Linked DNA regions of Homo sapiens: region 1 is linked to region 2. Evidence: read pairs that join two places in POLR2A ChIA-PET (ENCODE). Cell type or tissue: Panc1. All regions are shown on one strand. Links, peaks and the distances in the headings refer to the core of each region. The heading gives the core; the rest is flanking DNA. Region 1 overlaps SMAD3 (SMAD family member 3). Region 2 overlaps SMAD3 (SMAD family member 3).

Region 1 (10,651 bases), core at 5,652-10,651, 94 kb after region 2:
TTTCTACAAAAAACAACAACAAAAAACAACAACAAAAAAAACATGAAAATTAGCCCAGCATAGAGATGTGTGCCTGTAGTCCCAAGCTACTCAGGAGGCTGAGGTGGGAAGATCGCTTGAGCTGGGAGGTCAAGGCTGCAGTGTGCCAATATCATACCACTGCCTTCCAGCCTGAGTGGTGGAGGAAGAACCTGTCCCCTACAAAAACAAAAAACAAACAAACAAAAAAAACCACAAAAAAAGGACAGAGAGATGGAGATAAGATTTGACCCAAGAATTCAGCCTCCAAGTACCCACATTTTTAACAACTACACTGCAACCAAAAGACTGAGGACTGCCTGATGAAGAAATGACTCACCCAAGGAGACCATGCCTGAGTTAAGAGTCAAACTAGGGCCTCTCTCTCAGCTTACTGCTGGATCACCTCTATACTAGGCTGCCCAAAAATTCACAAAAGTAAATGCTCAGGAGACCCCCAAAGCACCTTCAACAAGAGTATGTTTGTAGCCTCTGAAATTCCTCAACTTTTTATCTCTATCAACAGAGCCACCACCACCTGGAAGCTTGGAATCTTCAGAGCAAGCACACATGCTCACTTGCCTATATGATGCTTCTTAGCTCCGCAACCCAGGAGACAATGTGAGCAGACCAGGGATCTAGAGGCTGCACGTGCAAGACCAGCCTGAGACCTCCAGCCCCAGGATGCCAGTCAGGGTTGGCTGCATAATTTGTGGGGCCCAGTGCAAAATGAAAATATGGAACCCTTTGTGCAAAAGGCAAAAAAAAAAAAAGTATCAATCATGGTACTAAAATAGAAAGCTTTTTCTCTTTCCTCCACAGTCTCTCTCTTGATGTGTCATGGTATTTTTAATTTGCTATTTAATATTATTCTAAGTAAAGCAACATTAAAATTTTAAATTACATGAATTAGCATGAATTTTACCACTCCTATTTATATTGTGTGATGCCAGTTTTAACTGCAAATATAAAAAGCCTTTAACTAGTATGTGGAATCACCAACATTACATGAATTGTATTTTAGGACTTGGATGTGCATTTTGTGATGTACCAGAACCAGAGAAACATCCATAAAGCTAACTCAATCGTTTTTACTTCACTTCTCGCTATGTGTCCATTCTACCTCACTCTTTATGCTGCCTGAGGAGTAAGGAAGATCTGAAAGGAAAAGGCAATATGGGTGCCCTATCTTTCCTTTCCCTTCTTCCGTCATCATTTTCAATATAAGTGGTTGGTGTCAGGGAAGTGACGTGAGTAATAAAGGATATGATGGGGTTCTTTGGTCGTTGATGTTTCTTAGAATGTCATCGCCTTCTTTCTACAACCAAGACAAGTTCCAGTTAGATGGAAAGCATCAGGACTGTCAGGGCCCCTGCTACTCAGTCGCAGATGTGACATCTCACACTCACTTTGACTCTCACTCAACTCCCCCACATTGTAGGTCCGGCAGAAGTCTGTGCTCAAATGCTACATGTGAATGGGGCAGAAGGCTCAATGGGCACATGCTGCCCACATCTCCTCTATCCATGCTCATGCTCCAAAACACTAGGTCAAAGAGAAAATTATTAAGAATTTCAAGATGGGCCGGATGCAGTGGTTTACACCTGTAATCCCAGCACTTTGGGAGCCCAAGGCTGGATCACCTGAGGTCAGGAGTTCGAGACCAGCCTCGCCAACATGGTGAAACCCCACGTCTACTAAAAGAAATACAAAAATTAGCTGGGTGTGGTGGCAGGTGCCTGTAATCCCAGCTACTCGGGAGGCTGAAGCAGGAGAATCACTTGAACCCGCAGGCAGAGGTTACAGAGAGCCGATATTGAGCCATTGCACTCCAGCTTGGGCAACAATAACAAAAAAAAAAAGGATTTCAAGCTGGTGACAGCAGAGCATTAAACCAAGCATAGGGCCCTCCTGAGCATGAACTCTATGTGACTGTACTCGTCACGTGCCCATGAAGATGGCCTTGATGACAGCCACACCTGTGTAAGGACAGGCTCAAGACACACTTCCACAGCCATCCTTCCATTTGCTGGCCAGTTCACCCAAAGCCAAATTAGGTTAGGACCCCACACTCTGAGGCCCTGGGTCTCAGATATGACGGCCAAAGGATCCAATACTGAAACACAAAAAGGATCTGGGTTTAATGCTCACCCACCTCAGGACCAGATGAGCCAGAAGACTTCACTGGCCTTCTTTAACCTTTCTAAGGCTGCCACACTGTGTGACAGCTCCTTTGTCCACCCAGTAAAGCAGGGGAGGTGAGCACGCAGCCATCTTTTGATATGCTTAACACCAAGGGGAGAGGAAGGGACCAACCAACCATTTACCAGCTCACAGCAAGGTGGTAAACACTAAGCAATGCCTTGTACATATGTTGACTCAATCTTACAACCCTAACAGACAGGTAACATTTTACTGCTGGAGAAACTGAGGCTCAGGGAAGTGGCGTGACTTACCCAAGACCTGCCCAGTCAGCTCAGCTGACTTCTCTGGACTTATCCACATCCACGGAGACCCCCTCATGCAGCCCTGCCATCCGCCCAGAGACTGGGTTAAAACTCAAGTGCATTTAATGCAAGAAAAAAGAGTGCAACTCTTGACTCCAAACGCTCTGGAACATCAAGTCAGGAGCACCCTGGAAGGGTCTGATTAAAGGGTTAAAGCAAAGGCTCCTCTGAGACACGTTAAATGTATGTGGCCACATCTTTGCCTACATCAGTGCAGCCCCACGCATTTCCCTAAATGCCTGTAAAGCAGATCTCACATAATTATGATCTTCAGCTCGGCCCTGGCCACATTAGAAGTAATATATATTTATGGAGTGAAAAGCTCAGGTCCTGCCTCTAACACAGTTATTTACACTCATCAGGGCCTGCTCCAGCAGGCCCTGCGTTCCATGTTATCACACCCCGTCCTGCCTGGTCACAGCCCTCTCCTCAGGGTAGCAATTTTGAGCAGAGTTTGAATAAGATTGTCTCGTGCCAAGTCTGCTTTAGAAGGCAGCCAGGTAAATGCCCTCAGCCCTGCTCAGGAGGAGCCACGGGGTGGGATGGTGGGATGAGGGGCCCAGAGCATCAGCTATTCACCCAAAAGCAGGATGAACAGGAGCAGCTGGTTCTCTGGTCCCAGAAGCTTCGCCTCCCATCTTGATGCCACTTCTGGTCACAGCCCTAAGCGTAGGGGAACATCTGATGGTTGGTGGATGGCCACATCTTCTGACTCGCCGAGGTGCAGGCTGACTTCCTGGGTCCCTCACACCACAGGCCACCCCACGCAGGCCTCAGGTGGTCCCACTGCCTGCCCTGAGGACCCCTCCACAGGATTGGTGGTCAAGGGCCTGGAACACTGGAAGTGTGGGCCTGGGAAGCACCGTGGTCACACAAAGAGCCCTAAAACAGAAAATGCAATCCGGGTTCAGATTCCTTGCCTGTGTCCCCTCGGGTAAACCATGTGCCTTCTCAGAGCCTTGGCTTCCTCAGCCATCAACAGGGGGAGGCACCAAATGAGATCAACAAAGACGTCCGCACCACTTCACAGAACTCTGCAGGTGGGGGACAGTCCATCCTCTCATTGGCCCAAGAGGCTTCTTTTAGGTGCTGCCAGAGGCAAGAAGATAGGAACCACCAGCTGCCTTTGCTTCCTTCAGGTAACCGCCTCCCAACCAGTGCTACCTCGCATGCCAACACAGCGCTGCAAGTCAGCAGGCACCCCGACCCAGTTCCTCTTTCCCTTCTTAGCAGCAGCAGCTCTCTGGACTCTGAGGCAAAGTGGGCCTCTGTCTGTCCCCTTGGGATCCAGTTTGCTCACATCCTTCCTCTTAAATGATCTGCGCCTTGGCCACTTCTTGCTAGACTCCCCGCTTGACAGGGCTGCTGGGAAGACTGAGAGAGAGCAAAGTGCACAGACGACCCTAGCTTGCTACCAGTATCATCTGATGCCAGGAGCGTGACAGTCACAATCCAGCCACCCTTCCTACCTCCACTGGCAAATCCTGATTATGCACCCCTGCACTGGCAGTGGAATGAGAGGCTCACCGAGGTGGCGAGGCTGGTGTGGGCCCTGGCAGAGGTGTGGATCCTGAAGGCTTTATATTCACAGGCCCGCTAAGGTGTTCAAGGCAGTTTTTGCGTCCATCATCGCACCTGATTTGCATCAACATAGAGGTTTTACAGATAAGAAAAGTACATCTCAGAGAGGTTAAGGATATGCCCCGGAATACACAGCAAGCTCAGGGAGCCAGGAGTCCTGTCCTGACACCAGGGTTCCTTCCCCTCTAACAAGTGGCTAGACATGAGTGAAAAGATAGTAACTGTAGGGTTAGATGAGCACCATTTACAAAGACAGGGTGAGGAAGGGAAGTTAGACTATAGATTCCAAACTCTCAAGTCCAGTCTTCCTGTTGACTCAAAGCAGGCTACAAGCCTCCTAAGTGTTCATCATTGATTTTCAGACCACACAACTCAGGGATGGGCATGGGGGCCATTTTCCATGATGCAGAAGCTGGCTGTTATTGCCACACCTCCTTCCCCAAAGCTCCAGAAGACCCAACATATATGGAACATCGTGCCTGTTATTACATTTAACCGTCACAGCAACCCCATGATTTGATATTTTTAGCTGTTTAACAGAAGAAAGAAGAAACCCATTAAGAGGTTAAGAGCAAGGGCAGGCTTGGGCCTAAAGGGGCACAGCCCTACCAGTCCTGTGCCTTTTCCGCTACACCACATTCCCCTGGACAAACTCCCTCCACCACTCCTACCCCCAGCACCCTCCTCAGTATCCTGCCCCCAGCTTCCACACGGTGCATCATTGCCTATAATCATGATTGTCAAGCTCAAATGCACATCAGCAGCCCTCGGAGAGTGTACAAAATTCAGACTGCTGGGACCGCCCTCAGGGTTTCTGATCCAAGAGGCCTGGGGGCGGGGCCTGAGACTCTGCATTCCTAGTAAGTTCCCTGGTGATGCTGACGCTGCTGGCCCAGGGCCACACTTTGAGAACTGCTGATTTATAGTAATTTAAAGTGTTCACCTAACAGCTGGGGAATGGTTAAATGCGGTTCATCTACTTGATAAAATATGTGTAATTATGAAAGCCACATATAAGAAAATGCTGATAAAATATAAAATTAGAGCATCAGGCTTGCACCCTGTGCTGGTCCAAGTCCAGTTTGCCCTCTGATCCATCCCTCATCTTCCTGTGCTCTGCTGTGTCCTCCCTGGGGCTGAGCCCTGACTTTCCAGGCTCCAGATCAGGAGGCCTCCAGCAGGGTTTAAATAATAGGAGGCTCTCACAGCAAGTAGTGGGTAGGAGGGAGGGAGAGGCCACAGTGTTTCTCCCCTCTCTCCTTTTCTACCTTGGGTCGGCAATTTTAGAAGCAGCTGCAACTGCTCTAGACAGGCCCACTGGTGACCCCAACCCTGGGCTCTGGGAACACCACCTGTTCCCTTTGTCCCTCCAGCCTAAAGGCAGCGGCTTCCTCCAAGTTCTGGGTCACCTCACCTTCCCATTGTGGCTTCTCAGCTGCTTTATCACCTGTGTAACCAAGGTCCCGTATTAAATTCCCTTTGTGCTAAATACCTGATGTAGTTCCTCCTTCCCGTTTGACTGACACACTGATTACAGCAATAAGCATAAAAATGCTTATGCAAATGGACAATTCTAGAAGGCTATTACCTTCTAGAATTGAGAGCTTGGTAAACTTATGTTTTCTTTCCCCAAAAAACTTTAGAAGAGTGTCAGTTATTATTAATATATAAAACAGACACCAAATGTACAATTTAAGAGGAAACAGAGGTGAGTCTTTACGTGAAAAAGGTTGGGGAACTATGAATCCATGACAATGAATCTAAGGAAACCAATCCCTGTACTTTCATTTCTAAAAACACCTTATTTTGGAGAAACCATGGCCACAGCCACAATGATACAACGGTTTCCCCTGAAAGTACCGGGTGGTTATCTGGGGGTGAGTGACTCACTGGTTGAAGAGGTCACATCATGTATCACCGCAACACCGGATCCTTAGCCACTGCGGAAGGGCAGGCTACTGGCAACACCCCAAACCGCCTTCAGCCATTTGTTACCGTGGAGGCAGGTCCTATCTCTCCTGTCAGGCTCTGGCCTGGAAGCCATCTGGGAAATCCCTCCAGAGGAGACTGGGGCCTGGAGACGGCTGGGGGAGCAGGAATAATACGCAAAGATGTTCAAAGAATAAGGGGACTTGGTTCAGCCATGCCCACCATGCACCATAGCAATGTGTGTGCCAGGGCATGGGCAGGGCAGGGAGGAAGGTGGTATCTTCTTTTTCCACCATTTCGAGGATCTTTCTCTCCAGAGGGCACAATTAAAATCAAAAGAAACAGACTCCATGAAACCAGATGGTAACAATACAATAAATTCTCCTGGATTCCTGCACTGCACTCTAACAGCCCTGAAATAAACAGTTTCCTCCTCGGAGCTCAAGACGCAACCCTGCAGCAGGTAATCAAGTGTTCAAGTAGGGAGGGAGGGGCTTGGCCTTGGACCAAACACAGTTTGGTGGTCTGTTTATAATATTTTAGCTGAAACACTGCAAACAACAGATCGAGAGGCTTACTGCTGTCACGGGTTACTTTCAGACCCAAGTCAAAGCTGATTTAAATCCCCAGAAAACAGGGAGATGGGAGTGCTGGGGAGGGGAACTGCAGTAAGGAGAAGCATCTAGGGCTTTCAGTGAAATGTGAGTCTACCTTCCAAAATCCCAGGGGACAACAGCTCAGCCTCTAAACACTTGGAAAACCAGGATTCAGCCTATAGTGAGTGGTTCACATCAGAGCCCATAAGCAAGCATTGAGAAGTGTTTACCACCCTGCCCCATCGTCCCCAAGAAGTGGACATCATCATCATCCTGCCCCATTCTTCCCAACAAATGACTTGCGCAAGTCACTGCCCCGCTCAGGAGCTCAGTTTCCCCCAGCTGTCAATGATGGGGTTGGGCTAGATGATCAGTCAAGTCACTTCTGAACAGAGGAGTAACTTGTGGCAGGGGACTCTTTCACAGCCTCTGAAGGAAATCTGAGTACCCCCAAGTTGAAGTTCAGAGAGGTGAAATGCCTGTCTCATGAGCTACTCAGCAGGAAAGTTGGGATTTTTGGCAAAATCGGACTCGAGACTCCCTGCTCTTCCCACCACCCCAGGAGAGGCACCAAGATTCTAAGCACTGCATTCCTTCAGAGTCCACCTCTCAGTCCTGCAAAATGGGAAGCCCTGACCCTGAGTAAGGTGAACCCCGACTCCAGCCACTCCCAGTGCCACCTGTCACCACCCCCTTAGGGTGGTGTTCCACTCGGCCTGGGTGTGCCTCCCCCTCGTGCACACTTGTCCACACTCCCATGCGGGGGCAGCCCTCCAGGAGAGGGTGACCTCAGGAAGCAGGAGCCTGTGTGGCTTCAGAGGTGAGGGCAGCAAACCCCAACACTACTGCTGGCCACTGGTTAGACCACCGAATGCTCCATCCAGCTCATGCTTCCCCACCCCCAACATGCAGTGGTGCTACCCACTTACTGCCTGGCCGCTTCCTAGCTATATGCCCTGGGCCAAGTCCCTCAGCCTCTCCAAGTCTGCGCCTGCTCATCCAGACTAGCACCCACTTCCAGGGACTGTCAGGGAGATGAAACGAAATGACGTGTGGGAAAGTGCTTTGTAAACTGTAAAGTGCAGTACGCAGGAAAGTAGTGGTGTCCCCCTTTCCCAGTGACATCAGTTGGAAAAGAATTCATTCTTTTCTGAGGGACACGAGGAGAGCACACATGCCCACGCACACACACTCCCCATGGGCATTTTTTTCTGAGGCAACACAGTGTAGACAAAGAACTCTGTCAAAGAACTGAGGGCTGGCCTCAGTCCCTGTTCCTGCGCTAACTGTAAGTTGTGCCTGATCACCTGCAAAATAGGGATAGGACCACCTTGCCATGTCTCCACCCAGGGCAGTTGTAAAGATAAACCAATGGGAAGGTGCTCTGCACATGACCAAGTATACAGTGCACTTTCCCACTGGTGTGACTCATCACCCCACCGGGAGGCTGAGGACGAAGACTGGCATAGATTGAAGGAAATTTGGCTCATTTTTCTGCTATTCAAGATCACCAAGAGGCTCAAAGAAAAAACAGTAAAGTAGCAAGGGTCATCTGGCAGGCAGAGCAGATGGAGGAGGTATATCTGGGATTTCTGGGTGTCCCTCTGGGGTCTCCTAGCCTGGCCTCTTCAGAACTAAGCAGCCATACACCCCTTTTTTAAAGGCCCACTTTGCAAGAGAAGGCGGCTAGGTGTGCTCCACTCAGGACTGTTTGTGCAAATGCTTTATTTGGGGTCTCCCTGGAACTGTGTGGGCCAGGGTGCTGAGGGACCTTCCTTCTGAGCCTACTGGGCTCTCTGGAGAAAGGTCACCCTGACAAAGGTCTCTAGTCAGCCCTATCCACCCCACATGCTCTCCAGCACCCCCTTTTTTTTAAGACAGAGTCTGGCTCTGTTGCCCAGGCTCAAGTGCAGTGGCGTGATCTCAGCTCACTGCAACCTCTGCCTCCTGGGTTCAAGTGATTCTCCTGCCTCAGCCTCCTGAGTAGCTGGGACTACAGGCACCCGCCACCACACCTGGCTCATTTTTGTATTTTTAGTAGAGGCAGGGTTTCACCATATTGGTCGGGCTGGTCTCGAACTCCTGACCTCGTGATTCGCCCACCTCGGCTCCCAAAGTGCTGGGATTACAGGCGTGAGCCACCGCACCCGGCCTTAGCATCCCCTTCCCACCCTAGAGCAGCTGCCCCCTCCCACTCGGGAGCATTCTGAAATAGCCTTCCTAGCAGCGCTGAATTAAAAGTGGTGTGAAGCAGCAGCCAAACACCACTGTGTTTCCCTCGCTACCGCCCCACCGCTTGGGCCCTGGGCAGCTTTGCTGCATTTGTGAGGTTTTCTCCCACAGCTTTTCTCGCCTGCCTCCCCCGCTTCCACGTGTTTTCACACTGGCAGATGCTCTCACCTAGCCTGGGCTGGATTCTCTGTCCCAGTGTTTCTATAGTGGGCTTCCCTAGGCCCCTGCCCACCCACCTCACCTCCTCCAACCCAACAAGTAAAGCTAAGACAAGAACAGTGAGATCCCAAGTCTATCGGGAAAGCCGTTTAGCATCAAGTAACCCTACTGTGCACCCATCTTCTGGGCCACGGGCTCCAGGGAGAATTAGTCCCAGGTTTGGGACTACAGAAAACCAACCCCAGACCAGAATTACACACAGCAGCACTTTATCACTCCTCCTGCGATAAAGGTGAGAGTAGGGGATAAACTAACAAATGTGTGACCCCTCTCCGCTCCAGCTCAAGGTTTTTATTTTTATTCTTCTAGTTGAGACGGAGTGATCACATCTGAGCTGTCAATCAGCTGGGCCATGTCAGTACAAGAACTCTGATCTAAACCATGGCTTCCAAAGGGCTTGGCTTGCTCCACCCATTTCAGGCAGGGCTGGCATCACAGCAAAAACAATTTCAAAGCACAGAGACCATAAACACAAAATTAAAAGGTAAAGTAAAAAGGGAGGAGATGTTTACTGGAAACTTAAGTTCTGCTGCCCAGAAAATATAAGTCTTTTTTTAAACACATGCACAAACACACACGTCTATATAATGCCTCTGCCACCTCCCCCACCACCTTAAGAAATGCATACTTTGCTCTATACAGGGCTTTCTTATCTGCTCCTGATTACACTCAGCTAGTGACCATGAAATCTGGAATAATCACCCGCCGGGAAAGGAAAGCCTTGGCCACAACCAGGGCCTAACAAAGCCAGCTCTGCATTTACTGATGATCACACAACTTGCTCACATGACAATCTTGAGTTTTCTGATGCACAGATAATCACTCCCATCCATACCTGAAATGCAGCCACAGCTGAGAGGGTGCCAGGTGCCTACTGAAACCAAGAACAATCCTATTACACGGTATCTTAGGGTCCAAAGAGAAAAGAGTTTCCAACTGAAACTATGCAGGAAACTCAGGTGGGCAGATGGTAATCATCAAAGCAGGGATCTGGCAAAGAACACCCCCCCACTTGCAGACAAAGAAAAAACCTAGAGGAAAGTGTATTCCTGAAAGCAGAGAATTTTCATGGGAGCAAGAACATGAAGTCATTCTTGCTGCCAGTGAGGTGCCAACTAAGGCTGCTTCCCAGAGACACTGACATCACGTTAGAAAGGAGAAGAGGCTGGTGCTGTGGCTCATGCCTGTAACCCCAGCACTCTGGGAGGCTGAGGTGGGCAGATCACCTGAAGTCAGGAGTTCAAGACCAATCTGGCCAACATAGTGAAACCCCATCTCTACTAAAAATTAGCCAGGTGTGGTGGCAGGCGCCTGTAATACCAGCTACTTGGGAGTCTGAGGCACGAGAATCGCTTGAACCTGGGAGGTGGAGGTTGTAGTGAGCTGAGATCGCACCACTGCACTCCAGCCTGGGCAACAAGAGCGAAACTCCGTCTCAGAAAAAAAAAAAAAAAAGGAGAAGATATGCAATGTGATAGTGGGACCCGAGTGACTTGCTTTTGCTTGCTCAGGTCCACGTTCCTTGATCCATGTGTCCCATTCCACTCTCCATGCTCTGTCTTCTGATCC
Region 2 (5,172 bases), core at 173-5,172:
TTCAGACTTTCTGCATTCTAAAGTTTCCCCTGCCTGTGGTCTACCACTTCTCCACTACCATCTGCTACTCAGTGGGCAGGAAGGGGCATGCCACACACGTGCCACAGGCAATGGCCTGGCCAGGTTACCTGCTCCACTAGTCTGTCACAGGCCATGTTCTGTGGGCTGCCTACACAGTGGCTGCACGTCCTGTGAAAAGTGGACTTTGGCTGGGGCTTTCTGCCTTGGTTTCCTGAGGAAAGAGGCCTTAGATGGGATCAGCCACCTGCCTGATCTTGCTGTCCAGGCGTGGCCCTGTCCAAACCACTCTCGGGGGTGCAGCCTGACACCTCTTCTTGGGGTACAGGTGGGATTTTTCAGGCTCACTCAGAAAACCCTCAGCAGTTCCCTAGAGTCAAACTCTCTGGTGTCCTTCCACGGCCTCATGCTGTTGTGCTTTTGAAACATTTCCCCTGACGGTCTCATACATGACCCTCCTCCAGCCAGAGAGCTACCCATCCATGTCCTGCCCTCCATTACCTCAGGCCCTTTGCCTGGGCTGCTCCCCCTGTCTAGAATGCCCTCCCTGTGCCTAGTGCCTACCTATCCTTCAGGATCCGGATGTTTCTCCTCCATGAAGACTTCCCTGATCCATCCCAACAGCTAAATGGGCCTTCTCTCTACCTGGGCTGCTGGCTTGGTGCTTGGCACCCGTCCCTTATATTGAACTCATCCGTGTCTTTGTCTTCTGTGCTCTGCAGGCCTGTAAGGTCTGCGGGGGCAGAGCAGGGCCGCATCTACCTCTTCATCCCCTACAGCACCTGGCACAGAGCCCTGCATGCTGTTTGTGCAATGAATGAGTGAAGAAAGGAAGCCATACTGCCTGAGCATCTACGCACAGGGCAACAGGCAGGTACCCACAGGTTAAAGGCAGACCTATCAGATGCTACATCTGCTCCCTGGAAGTTCAGGGAAAGCACAGTTAGATCTGTGGGCATAGAGAAAACCTAATCCAATCACCTCCAGATTGACAACGCAATCATGAGTGAGCAGAAAAGGTGAGAAAGGTGGACTCTCTCCAGCATCCTAGGCATGCACTCGGAGAGGGACCTCAAGGCAGGGGTGCCTGTGCGGCTCGTTTACCTGGTGGGATCTTGCAGACGGTGGCCGGGTGCCAGCCATAGCGCTGGTTACAGTTGGGAGACTGGACAAAAATAGCGCTGTCACTGAGGCACTCTGCGAAGACCTCCCCTCCGATGTAGTAGAGCCGCACGCCTCTTCCTACAGAGATTCAGGTTAGACTGGACAGGGTGCCTTTGCTCACACACAATGGCCCTGGGGCCACCTGAGGCTCGCAAAGGAGGCAGAACAGCAGAGCTGCTCCCAGTGACTGCCAGCTTCCCCAGGCAAACGGGCCCCAAAGCCCAAGCCTAAAGTAGGGGAAATGGGCACTGCCGGATTCCTAAAGCCAAGGGAGGCAGATGACAAGAGATGGGCACACAGGATAGGTCTCAGTGACAGCCTTTGCCACTGAGTAGGCATGGGCCTCAGTCAAGTTATTCACCCTCTGAGTCTTCGTTTGTCTCTACGATAGGGATGGGGGCCAGGCGCGGTGGCTCACACCAATAATCCCAGAGCTTTAGGAGGGCAAGGTGGGAGGATCACTTGAGGCCAGGAGTTCAAGGCCAGCCTGGGCAATGTAATGAGACTTCATCTCTACAAAAACATTTTTTTTTTAATTAACTGGGCATAGTGGCATATCCTTGTAGTCCTAGCTGCTTGGGAGGCTGAGGTGAGTGGATTGCTTGAGCCCAGGGGTTCAAGACTGCCGTGAGCTCCCATCACACCACTGCACTCCAGCCTGGGAGACAGAGTGAGACCCTAACTCCAAAAAAAAAAAAAAAAAGGGAATGATGATAACCTCTACCCTTGCAGGATTACTGTGAGACACACAGTAAGTGCCTGGTGTCAGCTTTTCTTGCTGCTACTGCTACTACTACCCCACTATTATTTGGTCTCTTCACACTCCAAGATTCAGAGATTCATTCAGTAAACCTGCAGGGCTCCTTCTGATGCAGCAGACACCCCAAGGAGCCCTTTATTGCAGGGATGGTTTAACGCTATGCCCTTATTTTTTTCTTCCCTCAATGCATTTTTCTAAAACATTCCAGAGGTTTATATCATTTACTTTTCTTTCATCTCTTAAATCCACTCCAGATGGACAGAAATTATTTTTAAATTGGCTCTGCAACTCAAACAGTTGCGTAAACTCTGACAATGAGCTCTTTGCTCGGCCAGGGGATGGTCCCTTCTCCTGCATGGCAAAGTCTCTGCTCCATTCCTGGGGAAGAAGCTCAGAGGTCAGAACACGGAGCCAGATATTACAGGCCCAGCATCCGGTAGGATGAACACGAGGTGACCGACCCATGCATCACTGGATGTCCCCTGTCCTGCCTCCTATTCCCACTACTGTCCCCTTCCTCCAACCACTCCCCATTTTTTCTGGCTTTAGTTCTGCAGGGTGCTGGTGGCTCAGAGTCCACAGGAGGGATGACTTCCTGGCTGTCCACAACTGTATCATGTCAGTAAGAGCAGAAGGCAGAGGTGGGGATGCGAAGACCCAGACCAAAAATGTTTGTTTCGTTTCAGTAACTTAAAAAAATAGGCCGGGCATGGTGGCTCACACCTGTAATCCCAGTACCTTGGGAGGCTGAGGCGGGCAGATCACCTGAGGTCAGGAGTTCGAGACTAGCCTGGCCAACGTGGTGAATCCCCATATCTACTAAAAATACAAAAAATTAGCCAGGTGTGGTGGCACATGCCTGTAATCCCAGCTACTCAGGAGGCTGAAGCAGGAGAATCACTTGAACCTGGGAGGTGGAGGTTGCAGTGAGCCAAGATTGTGCCATCGCACTCCAGCCTGGGAGACAAGAGCGAGACTTGGTCTCCCCGCTCCAAAAAAAAAAAAAAAAAAAATATATATATATATATATATATATATATATATTTTTTTTTTTTTTTAATAAAATATAGAAAAAAGCCAGTTGCAGTGGTATATGCCTATTGTCCCAGCTAATCAGGAGGCTGAGATGGGAGGATAGCTTGAGCCCAAGAGTTTGCGACTGGGCCTGGGCAACATAGCAAGACCCTATCTCTAAATCAATCAATCAATCAAACAGTGGTATGCCACCCAGAATAAGTATCTTTTTTGAAGTAAAAAACAAAAAGCGAAATGGGAACAACAGGTCTGGTAGTGGTGGCTGTCTGTCACTGACAATGAGGTCTCTGCAGAGCCGTTCCCTACCCTCCCCAACCCCCTAGACATCAGGTCCCTTTCCTAGAAAATGAGAGCACAGACCTAGGCCCATGGCCTCCAAACTTTTCTTCTCTTCACTACAGAATCAATCCTCTCTTCAAATGAAGTCTTCTGTGAGAGCCCGAGATATAAAGCAAGCGAGTGCAGAGGTGCCCTGGTTCACGTGGGACCAGGCTTCCCTTTGCTAACCTGCCCACCTCCTGAGTTTGCCGCAGGAACCCTTTGCCAACCCTTGGGGCTCCAGGACAAGGTCTGAGAAAACCTCACTCTGCCATCTCTCTACAGCCCTTCTAAGTTCTGACAGTTGTGATTCTGGATCGTAAAATCCTCTAAGCTTGATAACTTCATAAGCAAACCAAGTGATGCGTAACACAGCTTCATCTTCCTTAAACTCACAAAGTCATCTTTTACTTATGTTCTGGGGGCTAGAAGGCAGAAGGTTCACAGTAGTGGTGTTTGGATAGTGGACAATTCTTTTCTACCTTTTCTAAATTGTTTAGAATAATGATACATGAAAATAAGAGAAGATCACTCTTCCAACAATGACTGCCTACTTATCAACCTATCCATCTGTACTTTCAGAGTATTTTTATTTAGAGGATTTCAGCCAGGCACGGTGGCTCACGCCTGTAATCCCAGCACTTTGGGAGGCCAAGGCAGGTGGATCACCTGAGGTCAGGAGTTCGAGACCAGCCTGGCCAACATGGAGAAACCCCGTCTCTACTAAAAACACAAAAATTAGCTGGGCGTGGTGGTTGGGTGCCTGTAATCCCAGCTACTTGGGAAGCTGAGGCAGGAGAATCGCTTGAACCCAGGAGGCAGAGGTTGCAGTGAGGCAAGATTGTGCCATTGCACTCCAGCCTGGATAAAGCAAGACTCTGTCTCCAAAAAAAAAAAAAAAATAGATTTCATATGTTGCCTTTCTCATAGACGTTCCCTTCTTGATCCCTTAGATGAACTATTTTCCTCTGTGGCTTCCAGATTTTCTGAGATTATATCTTTGAGTGGGAATGATCAAGTGGCCTGAACACTACCTGTCTGGCCCCTAAACAGGGCAACAGAGAGTGTAGGGGACTTGCTGGGGCAGTGAGTCTTCCCCCATGCCCAGCAGGAGGCAGAGCACAGCTAAGGATGGACGCAAGGTTCCCTTCAGAGGCTGTGTGTTCAGGCCTGGGGCTGGGGGTGGGATAGAGTGGCAGGGGCAGGGTGGGGGGGCGGGGAATGGAGCCACCCCATACCGATGTGTCTCCGTGTCAGCTCCACTGCTGCATTCCTGTTGACATTGGAGAGCAGCCCTAGGCAGAAGCGCTCCGAATTGGAGGGGTCGGTGAAGCCATCCACAGTCATGGATGGCTGCGAGGCGTGGAATGTCTCCCCGACGCGCTGGTTCAGCTCGTAGTAGGAGATGGAGCACCAGAAGGCCGGCTCGCAGTAGGTAACTGGCTGCAGGTCTGTGGACACAGGGTGGGCTACTGGGTCATTGGGTGTCCCAAGCCCCATGCTCCCTCGATGGGGTCCCATGGACACTCTGGAAAACCATTTCCCCGCATTTCAGAGGGATTATAATCTCCCTACCCCATGCCTTTTATCGTATAAAACTGGCAAGAGCCACCAGAACAAGATGCTCAGGTGTCTGGAGGAGATTCCATCAGCCTTGTGTGTAAAGGGCCATTGATTTCTCTTTTTATTTATTTATTTATTTATTTATTTATTTATTTAGCTCATAAAGGCCCTGCCCCGCCTGCTTGGCCTTGACTGGATGGAAGGAGTCTTCAAGGAGGGGCTGGGCCAAACCTGAAGAGGACCAGGGGCCACCCAGTACCTGGATGAACCTGGGACAGCCACTGCGTGTACTCACTGTGGGGCAGGCCACACCT

What was found. Peaks named below come from ENCODE experiments on the same cell type or tissue, not always from the same donor. Only the 100,000 strongest peaks of a DNase experiment are listed, where the experiment ranks them.
Region 1: POLR2A ChIA-PET joins it to region 2 with 13 read pairs; 6 of 35 experiments call an interaction of 5 or more read pairs at or near these places.

The regions. Positions count from the first base shown.
Region 1 is chr15:67,086,781-67,097,431 of GRCh38, reverse strand. The region is part of intron 1 of SMAD3 (SMAD family member 3); the gene reads right to left. Among named protein-coding and RNA genes, the nearest start is that of SMAD3, 27 kb to the right of the region's middle. RefSeq lists enhancers at 413-462, 2,778-3,548, 6,254-6,343, 6,910-7,426, 7,427-7,944. In Panc1, for the core only: no CTCF peak of the experiment used is centred there; no DNase peak of the experiment used is centred there; H3K4me3 peaks cover 1,151 bases; H3K27ac peaks cover 5,000 bases.
Region 2 is chr15:67,180,815-67,185,986 of GRCh38, reverse strand. It overlaps SMAD3 (SMAD family member 3), which reads right to left. Exons shown (of 9, transcript NM_005902.4): 6 at 4,534-4,746; 7 at 1,123-1,260. Among named protein-coding and RNA genes, the nearest start is that of SMAD3-AS1, 36 kb to the right of the region's middle. In Panc1, for the core only: no CTCF peak of the experiment used is centred there; no DNase peak of the experiment used is centred there; H3K27ac peaks cover 4,406 bases.